Linked DNA regions of Homo sapiens: region 2 is linked to region 1. A link is an interaction called in ENCODE POLR2A ChIA-PET data of the cell type or tissue named here. Cell type or tissue: IMR-90. All regions are shown on one strand. Links, peaks and the distances in the headings refer to the core of each region. The heading gives the core; the rest is flanking DNA. Region 1 holds the start of FOSL1 (FOS like 1, AP-1 transcription factor subunit). Region 2 overlaps MAP3K11 (mitogen-activated protein kinase kinase kinase 11).

Region 1 (8,962 bases), core at 664-8,663:
CTAGGGTGGCATCTGCAGGGAGTAGGGCTCAGGCGCCTCACAAAGCGAGGAGGGTTGGAGAGCCAAGGGGGTCAGAGGATGGGTCTCCGCTGCTGCTGCTACTCTTGCGATGAGCTGAGGCACAAGGCTCAGGAGTGCTGGGGTAGGTGAAGACCAGGCTGGGGGTGAAAGGAGTTAGGGAGGGTGTGGTCATGAGTGTGGGGGTGTGCAGTGCCTCAGGTTCAAGCACAGGCCCTGGGGAAAGGGAGATACAAGGTACAGGGCGGCAGGGGGCTGGTGGGCTGCTGGTGCCACTGGTACTGCCTGTGTCCCCCTCCTTGGCTCCTTCCGGGATTTTGCAGATGGGTCGGTGGGCTTCCAGCACCAGCTCTAGGCGCTCCTTCTGCTTCTGCAGCTCCTCAATCTCTCGCTGCAGCCCAGATTTCTCATCTTCCAGTTTGTCAGTCTCCTGTAGAAGATCAGGAGAGGAGTCAGAAAGGTGAGGGCTGAATACCCCAGAGCCGCAGACGTTTGGACTCAGGGTTCTGAGGAGCTGGGGTTGGGCGGGGGGAGAGGGGGGGCAGTGGAGAGTCCCCAGCAAGTCTGGACTACAACTCCCATAAGCCCCTGGGAGAAAATGGGCACAACTCCCATCAGGCCCAGACGTTTTAGGAGATTGCTGGCACCAGGCAGTGACTCCGGCCTGTAATCCCAGCACTTTGGGAGGCTGAGGCGGGCGGATCACTTGAGACCAGGAGTTTGAGACCAGCCTGGCTAACTTGGCGAAACCCCGTCTCTACTAAAAATACAAAAATTAGTCGGGTAGGGAGGCAGGCGCCTGTAGCCCCAGGTACTCAGCAGGCTGAGGCATAAGAATTGCTGGAGCCTGGGAGACAGATGTCACAGTGAGCCATGAGCCGAGATCTCATCACTGCACTCCAGCCTGGGTGACAGAGCGAGACTCTGTCTCAAAAAAAAAAGGAGATTGCTGGCTGAGCTTCAGCTCTGCTGTGAGTGAGACATGCTGCAGCCAGTTTCTAATCAATTTTTCCTCATCATTTTCCCAGAAGGACTGCCCCTCAGACAAGGAGCTAGGATGGTGAGGAGGGGGCTACATATACTGGGGCTCTGGGGGCTCTGGGAGACAGGGTCCCTCTGAGCTCGGTGGACCAGGGCTGGTGCTCACCGCCTGCAGGAAGTCGGTCAGTTCCTTCCTCCGGTTCCTGCACTTGGCCGCAGCCAGCTTGTTCCGCTCGCGCCTTACTCGGCGGCGCTCCTCTTCCTCCGGGCTGATCTGGGGGTGAGACCCGCAGTGAGGAGGACCCTGGGCTACTGGCTGCCTGGAACTCGCCCCTCATGGTGGCCCAGTGGTAGGACCCTGGCAGAGGTCATGGCAGGGCCCCCTCAGCCGGTGATTTAGGGATCACTGCACCCAACCAGTTCCCTGCACTGAGGCGCTGTCTGCTTTGATTGGTAAAATTTCCTCCTCGCACCTAGCTTTAGTGCACATTCCTCTCCCATAATGCCCTCCCCCTCCGCAAACCCTAACCCTCCTCATCTCCCAGGACTCAACTAAGATGCTCCTGCCTCCAGGAAGCCGTCTTATTCCCCAGCCAGAAGTGACCTTTCCTTCTCAGCACCCTCTTTGCAGGACCCTCATCCTTCTGGATCTGTGGACAACCAAGTCTCCTCTTCCATGAGCTGTAAGCACTAGGAGGGGCTAATGAGTGCTGCTGATTAAGTTGCAATTTATTGGAAAACTACTATGTGCCAGCCAAGTACTTTACGTAGATTCTTGTTTTTCACTGAGAACATGCAAAGATTTTATTTTATTTTATTTTATTTTTTTTAGACAGAGTCTCACTCTTTCCCAGGCTGGAGTGCATTGGCCCAATCTTGGCTCACTGCAACCTCCACCTACTGGGTTCAAGTGATTCTCGTGCCTCAGCCTCCCAAGTAGCTGGGATTACAGGCATGTACCACCACACCTGGCTAATTTTTGTATTTTTAGTAGAGACGAGGTTTCACCATGTTGGCCAGGCTGGTCTTGAACTCTTAACCTCAGGTGATCCACCCTCCTCAGCCTCCCAAAGTGCTGGGATTACAGGCATGAGCCACTGTGCTCGGCCTTTTTTTTTCTTTTTTTTTTTTGTGTAGTGACGGGGTCTCACTGTGTTGCCCAGGCTGGTCTGGAACTCATGGGCTCAAGGGATCCTCCTGCACTGGCCTCCTAGAATGTTTGGATTACCAGGGGGAGTCACCACAGCTGGCCTCTTTTTTAAAAAAACATAGATTCTTTTTTTTTTTTTTTTTTGAGACGGAGTCTCACTCTGTTGCCCAGGCTGGAGTGCAGTGGTGCCATCTCGGCTCACTGCAAGCTCCGCCTCCGGGGTTCACGCCATTCTCCTGCCTCAGCCTCCCGAGTAGCTGCGACTACAGGTGCCTTCCACCACGCCCAGCTAATTTTTTGTATTTTTTAGTAGAGACACGGTTTCATCATGTTAGCCAGGATGGTCTCGATCTCCTGACCTCATGATCCACCTTCCTTGGCCTCCCAAAGTGCTGGGATTACAGGCGTGAGCCACCATGCCTGGCCTTAAACTAGATTCTTAACGCAACTTTCCATGAAAAACTGAAGCCCAGAGAGGATAACTTACTTATGGTTCCAGAGCAGGACTTAGAACCCATAGAACTCACTCACTCTATTCCACATTGAGTGACAGGCCAGATGAGAGAGACCATTTCACCAAAAGGATCCAACTCACAGCTCACAGCCCTACCTGGAGAACCCAGGATCAAAGGGTCACCCTCAGGACCAGGCTGAAGGAAGGACGCACAGGAGGGTTTACCCCTGGCCCGCTTCTGCGGCTCATACCACAGTCCCTCCTCACCACAAAGGCCAGACATTCTGTTCTGGGAAACCTGTCTCTGGCTGATCTCTCACCTTTCCCAGGGCCCTAACCTCTCTCCCCATCCTCTACCTGCCGACCAAGCTTTTTAACCTCATCCCCTGTAGTCTCCCACACCAAAATGCCCCAGGGAGAGGAAAGATGAGCCACTCCTTTAAAGACTCGCCATCTCTTACTCACTTATTTTGGTAAGGGCTTTGGGGAGCCAAGAATTGTCAGTTCCCTCTACTTTGAGCCTTCTGTTAGCTTCCAGTGAGACAGCGTGGCTTGGTGATTAGTTTTGGGGGTTTTATTTTATTTTGTTTTTTCGGTAGAGACAGGGTCTCTCTATGTTGCCCAACCTAGTCTTGAACTCCTGGCCTCAAGTGATCCTCCTGCCTAGGTCTCTCAAAGTGCTGGGATTACAGGCATGAGCTACTGCACCTGGCCCTGGTTTGGTGGTTAGGATCTGACTTTAGAGTTGTATAGACCTGGGGCCAAGGCCAGTCCTGTGTCATTACTCACTACTTGTGTGATCTTGGGCAAGTGACTACCCTTCTGTGCCTTCATTTCTTTGGTGGAAGATGGGGAAAACCAGAGTACATTCCCCAGAGAGATTTTGTGAGGATTAAATGAGACAGGGAAACTGAGACTGAGGGAGTAGCTGAAGGGAACCCTCTTGTTCCTGTTCTCTCCCAGACAACATAAGCGCCCCCTCTATGCATGTCAGCAGGTGGAGACCCCCTCACCATTCCGTGTGCGCACCTTACATGTTCTTGCCTCCGCCTCCATCCTTGCTCCTGCCACCCCCGCTACCTGGAATGTCCTTTCCTTCCTCTCTGCCTCTGCCAGTCCTACCCATCCTTCTAGGCTAATATGCCACCTTTTCCAGGAAGCTTTCCCTGATCTGGAAGTGACTGTTGTACCCTCTGGGCCTCCCGTGGGGCTCCTATCACTTTCAGCCTTGGGCAGTAGTCACCTGTAGCCTACCTTACCCCCTCCTAAGCCTGTGCTCTCCTTTCTGGCAGGAGCTTCTCTGCACCCTAGCACTCCTGGGCGGGGTCGGAACCACTGCAATGCCTCTGTGCCTTACCTGTTCACAAGGCCTTCGACGTACCCCTGGAGGCGGCCCCAGGGCCCGGATGACTCCTGGCCGGGGTTGTGGGGGGCTGTACTGAGGGTAGGTCAGAGGCCTGGGGTAACTGCTGGGCCCCAGGAAATGAGGCTGTACCATCCACTGCAGCTCCTGACTGCCACTCATGGTGTTGATGCTTGGCACCAGGTGGAACTTCTAAGGAATAAGAAATGGAAGGCCACAGATGAGGTCCGTGTGGATTGAGGGGCTTCCACTGGGCAGAGGCTACACTGCTGTCTACCTTCAATGTACAGGCTAGCTCTGGGAACAGAAAGAGCACAGCTTGGCAGTCAGAGACTGACCTGGTGGCAAATCCCTGCTCATAAGCTGTGTGGCTTTGGGGCAGGTCACATAACCTCTCTGTGCCCCCATTTCCCCATTAGAACTAACATTTATAAAGCACAAACTGCCAGGAACTGTTCTAACCACTTTACAAATACTGACTCATATCATTGGCACAGTAATATCTTCATTTTCTTTTCTTTCTTTTTTTTCTTTTTTTTTTTTCAGATGGAGTCTCACTCTGTTGCCCAGGCTGGAGTGTAGTGGCACGATCTCAGCTCACTGCAACCTGCGCCTCCCAGGTTCGAGTGATCCTCCTGCCCCAGCCTCCTGAGTAGCTGGGATTATAGGCGTGCACCACCATGCCCGGCTAATTTTTGTATTTGTGGTAGAGACAGGGTTTCACCATGTTTGCCAGGCTGGTCTCCAGCTCCCAACCTCAGGTGATCCACCCGCCTCGGCCTCCCAAAGTGCTGGGATTACAGGCGTGAACCACAGCGCCCAGCCTAGTATCTTCATTTTCAGACGGGAGAACAGTTGTCCGCAGACACAGAGCCAATGAGCCCAGCAGCTGGGCTCTTACCCACTCCTGCACCCGTTTGCACGAAGAGGATAATTACAGCTCCCAGCTCAAGGGGAGGCTGTGAGAATCAGGTGAGAGAATGTGTGCGACAGTCTGGTAAGTGGCAGGTGCCCAGTGCAGAGGGGCTGAGGCAGGAAAGAGTCACTGCTCTGGGTTCAGGCCATTCCATTGCTTTTTTTTTTTTTTTTCTTGAGACAGGGTCTCACTCTTTCACCCAGGTTGGAGTGCAGTGACCTGCGGGCTCAAGCAATCCTCCCACCTCAGCCTCCCAAGTAGCTGGGACTACCGACGTGCACCACCACATTTGGCTAATTTTTTTTTTCTTTTCTGTTTTTTTTTTTTTGAGACACAGTCTTGCTTTGTCACCCAGGTTGGAGTGCAGTAGCCCGATCTCGCCTCACTGCAACCTCCACCTCCTGGATTCAAGCAATTCTCCTGCCTCAGCCTCCCGAGTAGCTGGGACTACAGGCGCCCACAACTGTGCCCGGCTAATTTTTGTATTTTTAGTAGAGACAGGGTTTCACTATGTTGGCCAGGCTGGTCTTGAACTCCTGACCTCTGGTGATCCACCCGCCTTGGCCTCCCACAGTGCTGGGATTATAGGCATGAGGCACCGCGCACGGCCTGGCTAATTTTTTTTAAATTTTTTTGTAGAGACAGGGTCTCACTAGGTTGCCCAGGGTGGTCTCAAATTCCTGAGCTGAAGCAGTCCACCCACCTCAGCCTCCCAAAGTGTTGAGATGACAGGCTTTAGCCACCTGGCATGGCAGGCTGTCCCAATTCTAATCTCAGCTCTCAGCTACTTACTGGCTGTGTGACCATGGGCAAGTTATTTAACCTCCATGTGCCTCAGTTTCCTCATTTTTAATATTGTTACAGGTGAGGATTACAGGATTTCACTGATGTTAAGAAGTACCCTTTAATAGCTCTGAAATCATAGTTTAATTGGCAATTTAAAAAATTTTAGTGGACTAGGCATGGTGGCTCATACCCAGCACTTTGGGAGGCTGAGGTAGAAGGATCACTTGAGCTCAGGAGTTTGAGGTCACACCGGGCAACACAGTGAGACTTCATTTCTACAAAAAAATTAAAAAATTAGTTGGGTGTGGTGGTGCGTGCCTGTGGCCAGGTCGCTTCCCAGCTAGGATCTCAGTAGGATTGCTTGAGCCCAGGAGGCTGAGGCTGCAGTGAGCTGTGATTGCACCACTGCTCTATAGTCTGGGCAACAGAGGGAGACCCTGTCTCAGAAAAAAAAAAAAAAAGAAAAGAAAGAGAAGGAAAGAAAATTAGTGGCATAAAGTTATAGTGGGTTTTTTTTTCAATCGATGAGGTCTTCGATTCCGTGAAATATGGTAAATGATGTAGCAAGCGCCCAGCACAACGTCCCTGTTCCCATTCTATCAGCCAGCTATCTGAGGAGTGGGTTGGGATGGGGCTCAGTGTTCTGGGAGAAGTGGGTTCTAGCTCTGCCGCTGGGCCCTGGGTGTGGGCGCCCAATCGTCCGGGAAGCGCCCACAAGCCCAGGCAAGTCCCGACAGCGGTAGCCCGAGCCCAAGCGCTGCGGGCCCGGCGTCCCAGTGACCCCAGTTCCGGGTCCGAGGCACCGCCGGCGGCATCTCCCACTCCCGGGCCCGGGCCGCTCCAGGCCAGGAAGGGAGGGACGCCCCGGGTGACTCAGCCGCCGTGACTCGGCCGCCGTGACTCGGCGGAACGGACGCCCCTCCTTCCCTCCCCTGTCGACACGTGCTCGCAGCCCCTCGACAGGAAATGGGCACCTGCAGCCTCCCGGGTGCCCCCCGGCGGGCAGCGGGCGCCGTTAGGGGCTGAGAGTGGGGTCGCGAGAGTCGCCCGCAGCCTGACCCCGCGCACGTCCCGGAACCTCGAGGTCTCTATTCGCCGCATTCGGCAAAGGGATCGAGGGCCGGTCTCCGGGGACCTGGCAGGTTCCACTGCCCGGACCCCCCTGGACTCCCCAGGCCGAGAAACGATAGGGACTTGGCGACGGAGGGGCGAAGGACAGACAGACGGACGGACACGCGGAGGGTCGCAGACCGGGCCGGGACTCCCACCCTGGCCCAGCTGCTCTCCCGACGGATCCCGCCTCCCTCCCGTGTGGGGACCCTCACCCCAGCCCAGACTCCAGATCCCAGGAATTCAGCCCGAAGCGGAGAGACCCTCCTAGCCTTCGAGGCGACCACCCTAGGCGCCCACGCCCCTTCTGAAGCAGGGTGGACGCAGAAGTCAGAGGTGGGCAGGAGGAGAGAAAGCGGGCACGGAGACGGAGGGACGGACGCGGACGGCGAGGGAGAAGGGGGCGGCTGGGAGAAGGGGAGTTCGCGGGTCTCTGCTGCCCGCTGCGCGGTGGGGGCAACTGGCCCCGGACGGCGAGGGGCAGGATCCTCGCCCCAGCCCCCAGCCCGGCCCCGACTCCGGTTCCCCGCTCCAGTCCCGGAGCGTGCGGGAGTTGACCCCGGCCTCCCACGCGCGGTCCTCCCGTGGGACCACCGGCGTCGGGCCCCACTCACCTGCTGGGCTGCCTGCGCTGCGGCCGGGGGCTGCGCGGGGCCGCCGTACCCGCCGCCGTTCCCGGAGCTCGGGCCGGGTTCCCCGAAGTCTCGGAACATGCCCGGGGCTGGCGGCTCTGCGGGGTACACGGCTGCTGGGTTCTGACTCACCCGCGCCGTGCGGAGTCTTTTCTTTTTATGAATGAAAAGTTCTCGGGCTGAACCACTGCGACCGCGGGGGGTGGGGGCGTTGCAGCGGCGCGGTCACCTCCAGGCTCCACCCCCGAGACGCGCCGCCTTGGCCCGTCGGTCCCGAACTTGGCGACGCCTCCCCAAGTCCGGCTGCAGCCTTTTCACCGGGATGGGCCCGGCTCGGCGTTCCCCGGAGGCTGCGGGCCCGCCCCCCTGACGTAGCTGCCCATACATGGTGTAACTTCCTCGCCGCGCCCAGGTGGAGCCCCGGGTTCCCCTGCGGACTGACGCACCTGCCAGAGCCCGCGCCCCGCCCCAGCCCTCTCGAGGCCTGGGCTAACCTCCGTTTCTGCTCCCACAAAATAGCACGAAAGAATCACATCTCTAGGAGCCACGCCAACCGCCACCCAAAGCTTCGTGGAGTGAGGTCTTTCCACTGGCCTTGTTTTAAGGCTTCGAGTATATGAAAAGTGAATAAATGACAAACCAGGGTTACAAAAATGGTGGCATATTTTATTTTACTTTATATTTTTGAGACCGGGTCTCTGTCACCCAGGCTGGAGTGCAGTGGCTCGATCTCGGCGCACTGCAGGCTCAACTTCCTGAGCTAAAGGGATTCTCCTGCCTCAGCGCCCCCTCCAAGTAAGTGGGACTACAGGCGCGCGTCACCACACCCAGGTAATTTTTGTGTTTTTTGTAGGGATTGGGTCTCGCCGTATTGCCCAGGCTGGGTGGTATATTTTAAATGTTTGCGATAAGGTAATGCTTTGAACTAACCCCACATAAAATGCAATATAATAGTATTACTCAGGATAATTTCAGGAGCTATAACGAGTTTTAATTCAGGGCCACTACAGGTGTCCTGAGGTCTGATAAACGCCATCTTCATTACGGTCAGTGCCTTTCGGAGGCTTGTGGCCACCAGACTTGTTTGGAGAGTATGTCAAAGGTGAGTGAATGTGAGGCAGGTATCATCCTCATCTCTGTTTTACAGATGGGGAAACTGAGGCTGGGAGATGCTGAAATGAATTGCTTGAAGTCGCTAAGTGAGTAGCTGGCACAGGTTGCCAAGTCACAGCCGTGGGCACTCCAAGCCCAGGCTCAGCCAAGATTTTCAAAGCCCTTACACCTTCACAGACACCTTGTCGCACATCCAGAATGTTAGTGCTGGGCACCATCCCAAAGCTTCTCTCTGATTACTTCCATCATAGATGAGGAAACTGAGGCCCAGATGGAGTACTGAGCTGTCAGTTGTCACACGACTACAGAAAGAGGGCTGGGGCCAGGTGTGGTGGCTCATGCTTGTAATCCTAGCACTTTGGAAGGCCAAGGCAGAAAGAACCATTTGAGACCCCATCTCTACAAAAAATTATAAAATTTTCTGGACATGGTGGTACGC
Region 2 (8,962 bases), core at 517-8,516, 290 kb before region 1:
CTGCTACTCAGGAAGCTGAGGTGGGAGGATCACTTGAGCCTGGGAGGCAGAGTTTGCAGTGAGCCATGATCATGCCATTGCAGTCCAGCCTGGGTAACAGAATGAGACTCTATCTTTAAAAAAATAAAAGACAGAAATGAGACAAAGGGAAGAGAAGATAGGGTCCAGCAGACAAAATGAGAGTGAACAGAAGTTCCTGCAGTCAATGGCCTGAGAAACTGAGGTTCTGAAGGGTAAGGGACTTGGTCAACATAATCCAGCTAGGATTTGAATCTGCCTCTAAGCTTCCTGGCAGCAAGAGTTAGCAACTCTGTTGTTTAGGAGAAAGCTGCGTGACTATTCTTGACCCAAAGATAGATAGATAGAGGCGAAACTGCTTCCGTGAGGTCTCACAGGGAGGACACAGCCACGTAGTTATTGGCTCTAAGGCAACAAGCTTCACAGGGCAGTTGCTATCAGCGTAGCTGAGTGCACCCTGCCAATGTGCCACTCCTTGCAGCCAGCTCTCCAGGGACCAGAACAGCCCACTGGGGACAGGGTGAGGGTGTGTGTGACTCTCCAGTGGTATGGCTTATGCCGGGGACCATCTCACAGGGTCTGGGACCTCTGTGAAGCCCCATTATTTGATTCTTAGCTGGGTTTCGGGGGGTGGCTGTGAGGTCAATGTCATGTACTTTCATGGACCCAGATGATGCGTGGAGTGTGGGATTGGGCTAGGGGAACCAGATGCTCAGCCAGCCACTGAGCTGGGCAGCTGACATCCTTTCAGGGCAAGTGGCAATCCATTTCTTCATCAGCCAGGAAGGGCACTGGTGTTGAGGCCGACATACTTATCAAGAACAGTAACTACCATGGTTTCCAGTGCTTTCATGAAACCTCAGACATGTGGCCTTCTGGCCACACATCTGCAATTTCATATTGTGGGAGCATTCACTGTATCCCTGGGGGCTGCGGCTCTCTCAGTTTGCAGGGGCTGGACCAAGAAAGAAGGCATTTCAGATTTCTATGGGCACAGATGTCTACAGAAGTTATGATGCCATGAAATACTTCGAGGAGATGAGGAAGGCTGCTATCTCTCAGAATGCAAAGTGATTTTGGAATATGAAGAATTTCTTTGGGTTGAATTACTTAGAAGTTTGTCACTGATCTGAACTATTCATGAATATATGGGCTAATAAGTAGTTTCTCTTCATAAATAATTAACAAATTCTTTGGATAAAAAAACATGGGGCAAGCTTGAGAACGATGGGGCCCAGGCCCCTTGTGCCCCTGCTTCTGGGAGCTGAGGGCCAGAGAGTTCTGTGGAACAGTCAGGACCTGCTTCAGCCTACACACCTGGGTTGACAGGCTCTCAAGTTCTCCTTTGGCCCATCTGGCCTGGTACAATTTAGAGCAAGTGAATTCAAGAAGCCTCCTTGGCCTTCCAGCTCTCAGTTCAGTCCCTGCAGGACAGATGCTGGGGGCAGTGCAGCTGCTGGAGTAGCAAATGGCGGGGCAGATGGAGGCCCAGGGCTCTGCCTCTGTGGTCAGACAGGCAAGAGCAGATCAAATCCCTGCTCTACTGGTTGCCTTACATCAAACCACTTAATCTCTCTGTGCCTCAGTTTTCTCTGTTGTAAAATGCAGGCCAATACTACTACTCCCCTCACAGAACTGCTTGGCACATAGAAGAGAACCAACAAAGGTTAGCTGTTGTTACAACTATCAAGTGTAGCTCAGGGAATGGAAGAGGCGATGGGCTGGGTGGGATGGGAGGAGTGAGTTTAAACGGCTTGCTGAACAGGACTCTTCTGAGAGCAGCTAAGCGGGTCCTACATTCTGGCTGTGAGCAGCAGGTGTGGGGGCTCTGAGGATGGTCCCTAGGTTGGCACAGGGACCCACAGGCAAGGGAGGCCATAACTCTCTGGCCTCACTCAGAGCTGGGCAGTGTTGAGCTGAGTGAGCCCTCCTCCCTGCAATGCTGGAGCCCTGCCTTCTGCCTGACCCTCTGGCTTCCTAAGCAGTCTATACGTGAGAAGCCCTTTCTTCAAGTGAAAGCTTCTGAGCTCACTACGAGAGCATTGGAGCTGAAGCCTCTCTGGGTTCAAATCCTCAGCTGGGGGTTTGAGGTAGGTTACTTCACCTCTCAGAGCCTCAGTTTCCTTATCTGCAAAATGGGGTAATAGTAGCCCCTCTTCATCAATGCTTGGAGGGAATGCCTGGCACAGTAGGGCAGTTACCGTCATGGAGAACAGAAAGGCCCCGAGCTATCCTGGATGTGGTGAGAATGGGTCCTGGATCCTGCCTGCTCGGCCTTCTCATTCTCTTCTTCACCTACAGGCTCCCAGAAGGGGCTCTGAGAAGCACAGTGTGGCTGACACTTGTTTGGCTCCACCCCACACAGGCTGATTCCTTCCCCCATCTGGGTCCAGCTTCCCTTGGGTACCAAATGCCAGGTGGGCTTCCTGTCTTTCTTTTCTCCCTGGAGCCTGCTAAAGGCACAGGGGCTGCCATGGGGCCAGGGAAGAGGCTTCTTGCAGGCCAGGTCTGAGCAAGGGGATGAGACTCTGGGCCCCGAGCCGAGGCCTGGGCTGTATGCCGCTTGATCGTGGGCCTGTAGGTCAGACCTGGGTTCCAGGATCGGCTCTGTCTTGTCTCAGCCTTGGTTTCCTAGTCTCTAGAATGAGAGCAACCAGGGCAGGACTCCTGCTTTGCCTACTAGCCTATTGTGGCCTCCCCAAGGTGCCCACGGAAGGAGCTCAGCCAGATCCTGCCGGGGGAGGAAGGCCACTCACCATTGAGTGCTGGGGGTGTGGAAGGAGATCCTAAGGGGGATGAGTCATCTGAATCCAGGTACCATGTGGCTTCGTCCATGCGGGACCTTCTCCTGGTGATGGGAGGGCAAGGAGGGGTGCTTTAGGAATTTCAGGACTTGGGGAAAGCAAATGATGCTGGGTCTGGGGGGCACTCAGGTACTCACCTCCCATTCTGGGCTTCCCCAGGCTTGGGGGAACTGGGACCCCAAGCCCAGCATGCTCGCCGCTCTCCATTGCTTGAGTCCTCCAGACGTCGGGGGGACTGGCGGCCCCATGCCTGGCCTGGCTCTGCAGGCTCCACTGCAGGGGAAACCGATGAAATCGGAGATAATCTTTATTCTCCCTCCATCATCACAGTCAGGCTTCAGAGATAAACTTTAGAGTATGGGGAGCAGGCTGGGCCCTGTACCATTCCCAGGGTGAGCTTTGGGCAAGATAGATGGGTTTGGGTCTTGGGGCCAACAGTGGGGTGGGGCATCTCATCTAGCCCTTGGGCTGAAGTTTGCTGCTTAGTAATTAGTACAGACACTGACACCAACTGCCTGAGTTTGATTCTGGCTCTTCCACTTATTAACTGTGTAACAAGTTACTTTTTTCACTTTTCTCATCCATAAAACTTAAATTAACAACAAAAATAACTACCAAATAGAATTATTGCAAGAAATTAATATTAGCAAAGCATTTAGAAAATTAGTAGTACATAGTGTCATACAATTATTTGACTAAAAAAAAATAAGTAAAATTAATGCTGCTTGGGGAGTTCAGAGGTAACAGGCTAGACCTAAGGCAGGGAGCCTGGGGGCGGGGAGGAAGAGGGGATAGTGAGTGGGCTCCGCCTCCAAGAATAAGGTCTGACAGAGAATAAGGAGCTGGGGGGCGGAGAGGGGCATGAGAGGTGAAGTTTCTTACACTGGATGGCTCGGAACCGGGGAAAGGTGGGCGAATCCCCAGGCCCGACCTCGAAGACGTTTCTCCTCCGGTCAAGGCCGGGTGAGGCCTGCACGGTGATGCGGTGCTTGAAGTCTGGGATTTGGGTTGGGGGGAGCAGGGTTCAGGTTTGTGATGAAGTAGAGCCAGGACCCCAACCTGCAGGGGCCCAAGGCCAGCTCCCAGGCCACATAGGGAGCGGCACGATGGCTGTGAGACTGTGACCAGCCTCACTGCTTTCTTGAGCCCCTGGGTCTGGATAAGGAAAGCTACTCGTCTGAGTCGGAGATGCCCTGGCGCCGGCCGGCCCCGCCCACTAGACCTTCCCAGAACTTTCGTGAACCCCACCCCTTCCCACTCCCAGACCGACATGCAAATACTTCCGCCAGAACCCGCCCACAGACAGAAAAAAAACACTCCTGGCTCCACCCCTCCCAGCCTTCATCTCACGGGCCCACCCACAACACCCTAAACCAATCCCAGCGCGGTGAGCACACAGGCCTGGCTCCACCCCCACCCCCGCAGCCAATGGCGGGGGACGCCCCGGGGCCCGGCCCTCACCGAGTGGCATGCTGATACGCTCGCCGCCGTCGCGCGCCCGGAGCTTGCTGCGCTTGAATGTCCCGCGGCGGCGGCGCACGTGCGGTCGCTCGCGGTCCACCTGCTGCAGCAGCAGCGTCAGCTCGCGCTCGAACACCTCTAGCTCCCACTGGGCCAGCAGGTGCTCGCGCCGCCGCAGCTGCTCCGCCTGTGACCGCTGCTCGCGCGCCGCTCGCGTCAGCTCCTCCTCGCGGCTCAGTAGTTCCTGCGCCCGAGACAGCGATGGTGGAGAGGTCAGCCTGGCACCAATCCCGGCAGCGCCCGCCCCGACTCTGCCCCAGGGAGATCGGGGAGACACTCGTTCCAACGCTGGGTCCCTTGATTCCTCGCACCTTTTCCTTGGCTCGCAGCTCGTCGAAGAGACCCTGGATCTCGCGCTTCCAGCCTTCCTGCATGGAATGGAAGGAGTCCCGCGGCATTTCCCGTAGGACCTGTGCCTCCAGCGCCTCCAACTGCTGCAGGATGGAGGCGAAGTCGGGCCTGCGGTGGGGGTCCTGCGCCCAGCAGTCTAGGGGCACGGCGTGCAGCGGGGACAGAATAAGAAGGGGTCCGTGGGTGGATGTGTCCTGGGCCAGGGAGCTCTGTACCTCACCTGCCCTCCCCGTCCTCTTACCGGCCATAAGCTGTGCGAAGGGCTCGGGGCAGGTGGATGGGATGGGCAGTGTGAGCTTGTTAACAGCTACGCCATAGGCCACAGCAAGGCAGTCAATGCCACGGTATGGCACCTCCCCGGTCAGCAGTTCCCACAGCAGCACCCCAAAACTGTGGGCGAGACAACAGGTCTGTGTTCCCTTTTCTCTCCCAACCCCCACCCCCTTACTGCCACTTCACCCAAAAGCAACTAGGAGCCAAGTGGTTTGGGTCCCTGTCCCTGGACTTGGCCCAGCCCTAGATTTAGGCAGCCACCTCTGCCCTCTGCAGCCCCGTAGCAGCCCGTCCAGCCCCACCAAGGGCCGCACCTCCAGACGTCACTGCCCTTAGAGAAGGTGGAGGCCTTGATAACCTCAGGAGCCATCCAGGCGTAGGTGCCCGCGGCACTCATTTGTGTGGTTTTGTGCCACTCTCGGGCCAGGCCAAAGTCGGTGATCTTCAGGGTCTTGTGCTCCATGTCGTCACTCTCAATGGGCTGCAGCAGCAAAACTAGAGAAGAGGGGCCAGATTGTGGATGCTCCAGGATCAGGTGGTGGGGACAGGGTAAGAGCTGGGAGCAAACTCATCTGACGGACATCCTGGCTGGGTCCTGGGGGCACAGAGGTGACTTGGTCTAGATCTTGAGGACCTACTTGAGGTCAGACATTTCTTTTCTTTTCCTTTTTTTTTTTTCTTAAGATAGAGTTTTGCTCTTGTTGCCCAGGCTGGAGTGCAATGGCGTGATCTTGGCTCACTGCAACCTCCACCTCCTGGGTTCAAGCGATTGTCCTGCCCCAGCCTCCCGAGTAGTGGGATTATGGGCATGTGCCACCACGCCCGACTAATTTTGCATTTTTAGTAGAGACAGGGTTTCTCCATGTTGGTCAGGCTGGTCTCGAACTCCCAACCTCAGGTGATCTGCCCGCCTCGGCCTCCCAAAGTGCTGGGATTACAGGCCACTGCACCTGGCCGAGGCCAAACATTTCACACTCAACCCCAGCACTCAAAACCATTTATGAGCTAAATAATATTTTTCATGTTTCACAGATGAGGAAACCAAGCAGGGAAATGACTTGGCAGAGGTCATACAACAAATACAGCAGAGATTACAACCTGGTCTGTGTGGCTCTGAAACCAGTGTTCTAGCTTTTCCCTAATATTACACTGAAGCAAAACTGGCAAGGTGGCAGCTCTGGACATTTATGGCTTTGATTTCAAGAGAGATCTGTGAGTCTCCTGTCATTTTGTTGAGGCAGGAGCGTGAATCAGAACCCCCCTTAGAGTGGGGAGCAAGAGGGAAGCTCTTGGTGAGAAAAGAAGCCCAGCAGGTACCACAGGCCCCTAGTGCCCACATCACACTGTGGCAAGTGCAGCCACTCCCAAAGCAAAGACTCCAAAAGATACCTACCAATGCAGCTGGAAGGGAAGAGAAAGGGTGGGGTCCAAGAAAGTGATGGTTCTTGGCCACAAAGGAGGAGCTTGGGGTAAATGTAGGCGTGGATGGTCAGACTTGGCAGGGGCTCATGGCTTTAACCCAAATGGGGCCACCGTACTTGGTACAAAGAGGAGAAGCAGCAACTTGCATATCTCTCACCAGGACAGGAATGGCTCAAATGAGAGAAGTTTTCGAGGAATAGAAAGAGGACAAAGTCATAGAGTCATGAAGGGTCTGAAGGGCCCCTCTACTTTTCAGGTTACAGCCAACTGCACTGTGGAAGAGAAGCAATATCAAGTCAACCATGTTTCTGGACCCATGTCAGGGCACACCTCTCAGCTCTCCTGCCCTGTGTGACACGGCTGTCATGGGGGCAGCATAGGGCACAGGGGGTGGGGCAGATGGGAAGGGCACCTAATACAGCCTGGTGAGTCAGGGAAGACTTCCCAGAGGAGGTGGCAGAACCAGGGTGCTCATTTTTCAGGGCTTAAAGCAACAAGCCCTGATCCTGCTGCTGGCCAGGCCACCTGGGCCTTGAGGAGGCATCTGGCACTGCTGCCAGCTGTCCCCGCTGCCCCACCGTCCTCAGCCCCCACAGCCCCTGGCTGCTTGGCTCTGTTTCTGTGTCCTCCACCTTCAGCCATTTCGGCGCTGGTGCTTCTCAGAGCATGACCTCTCCTCAACCTCTGCCCACTGCCCCTGGCTGACTCAGCCTCTTCCAGGTACCAGCTCCCTCTCCCCACTGGCATCTTCCACATTTGCAACTCCAGGCCAGACAAATTGGTTCAGCAGCTCTACCTGATGTCCAGGTGCCCTCCATGACCACCTTTACTATCCCGGCATGCCCAGTAGATTTTCCTGCAATTTTTCCTAATCCAGAGAATGGTCTCAAAATCTACCCACTCCTCTGAGCCAGACCTTGGAGCTGAGTCCTGAACACTTCATCAAGCTGAGGATGACAACAAAACCCTCCTCAGATGGCTGTCACGAGCATGAAACAAGACCACACTTTTAAAGTTTTTGCATGGGGGCTGCCACCTGGCAGAAGCATCCTAAAGGCCAGTTGTCCTAAAGCACTTATCGTATCTCCGCCCTCCTCTCCCTCCTCTGTCACTCCTTACTGCCAACTTCAAAACAGCCTCTGGTCTGGCTGCTGGAGGCGGGGACCTGAGCATTTAGCAAGCCCCCGACGACAAGCTCATTCCAAAGGGGAAACACAGCAGGCTGGGGCAGTGGGTGGAGTGGAAATGGGCACCTCCCCTGGTGCCAGGGCCCACCTTCCCCTTTGAAGACCAACACTTGCTGCTTCTTGGCCTGTCTCTAGCCACTTGTGGCACCCCAGACTGGCAAAGTGCTGTTCCAGTATCTCAGGCCGGGTGGCCACTCTCCACCTTTTTCAGGTGGGGAATCTGAGGCCCAGAGAGGGGCAACAACTCACCCAAAGTTTCAGGACTTCTTTGTACTTGTGGTCTTTCTGCTACCTCCCCGCTCCTGGCTCTGCCAGCTGCTAAGCCCCATCCTCTGCTTTCTCTCCAAGCTCCTCTCTGTGCTTTCAACTGTCCCAACTCGAACTGCTGTTCTGGTGTCTGATGTAGATCCCAGGCATGGGAGGTCAGGGGTCACCCAGAGGAGAATGGGCCAGAGACCCCGAAACTGGGGGAAGCTCTCAGTGCCCCTTTAGGGCTCCCTGGCCTCTGATAGGGACCTGGCCACCAGCTCCCTCCCTGGGCTGGCCTCTGTGGGGCTTGGGAGTGGCCTGGGCAGCTCACACCTCTTCCGCTTTCCTCCCGTGGTCCCTACTTCTCCTTTCTGGGAGGCCTGGGCCAGGTCTCCCACTTGGGAGGGGGAGTCCTTTTGGGGAGAACTGGGGGAGGTCAGGCCCAGGCCGGGCTGGCTGGTCAGTCCTGTGACTCGTGGGCCTGGAGAATTCCCCCTCCTCTCCCCGCCAGGCTTCCTCACAAGGCCCCCATTGTCCAGGAAAATCATGCCATTGTTTCCTGCCTGTGCCCCCCACCAGCCCAGGGACTCCCCCCACCCCAATCCTGCAGACAGCAACTTGGGCCTAGGACTGGGGTCTCCGAGGTTAAATGCCAGGCTCAGGGAGGCTGAGGGCACCTTGCCTGCCCTTTACCACCACCTCCCAGACTCTGAGAGGGAAGCAGGGGAACTAGAGGGGAGTAGGGGAGCAGTTCCAGGCTCCTTCCTCCCGCAAGTCCTCCACCCCAAGCTCTTTCCTCCCCTGCAGGCAGCTGGGCTAGGGAGGGAGCAGGGGCTGGAGCAGGGACAGGAAGCCGGCTCAGGGGCAGCAGGAAACGCAGGAAGCAGTGGGGAGGGTGGGGAGCAGGGGCCTGGGCTATTGTTCCATTTTTTCTGGAAAGAAAACGGAGGAAAAACAGAAGATGGGAGTCCCCTCCCCCTGTGCCTTCGGGGAATCCCCCTCAGATTGGGGCAGGTAGCGGGGGTCCCTAGATAGTTAGAGCCCAGGGTTGAGGCTGAGAGGTGGGAACCGCACCCTACCAGGGATGAGAAGAGTGGGTAGGATGGTTGGCAGGCCTCTCCTGGCTCCCCCAGTCCT

Evidence for each region. Peaks named below come from ENCODE experiments on the same cell type or tissue, not always from the same donor. Only the 100,000 strongest peaks of a DNase experiment are listed, where the experiment ranks them.
Region 2: POLR2A ChIA-PET joins it to region 1 with 10 read pairs; 17 of 35 experiments call an interaction of 5 or more read pairs at or near these places.

What each region holds. Positions count from the first base shown.
Region 1 is chr11:65,892,849-65,901,810 of GRCh38, forward strand. FOSL1 (FOS like 1, AP-1 transcription factor subunit) reads right to left here and starts at 7,540. Exons shown (of 4, transcript NM_005438.5): 1 at 7,393-7,540; 2 at 3,961-4,158; 3 at 1,166-1,273; 4 at 1-448. The coding sequence starts at 7,491. The coding sequence ends at 38. RefSeq lists enhancers at 770-1,274, 1,377-1,486 and silencers at 6,411-6,638, 6,604-6,723, 7,332-7,931. In IMR-90, for the core only: a CTCF peak has its summit at 6,659 (motif pointing left); DNase peaks (open chromatin) are centred at 6,573 and 7,673; H3K4me3 peaks cover 4,734 bases; H3K27ac peaks cover 6,213 bases.
Region 2 is chr11:65,602,987-65,611,948 of GRCh38, forward strand. It overlaps MAP3K11 (mitogen-activated protein kinase kinase kinase 11), which reads right to left. Exons shown (of 10, transcript NM_002419.4): 2 at 5,282-5,462; 3 at 4,936-5,084; 4 at 4,655-4,830; 5 at 4,284-4,527; 6 at 3,705-3,818; 7 at 2,960-3,095; 8 at 2,775-2,866. Among named protein-coding and RNA genes, the nearest start is that of MAP3K11, 6.8 kb to the right of the region's middle. RefSeq lists a silencer at 4,154-4,253. In IMR-90, for the core only: no CTCF peak of the experiment used is centred there; a DNase peak (open chromatin) is centred at 4,195; H3K4me3 peaks cover 205 bases.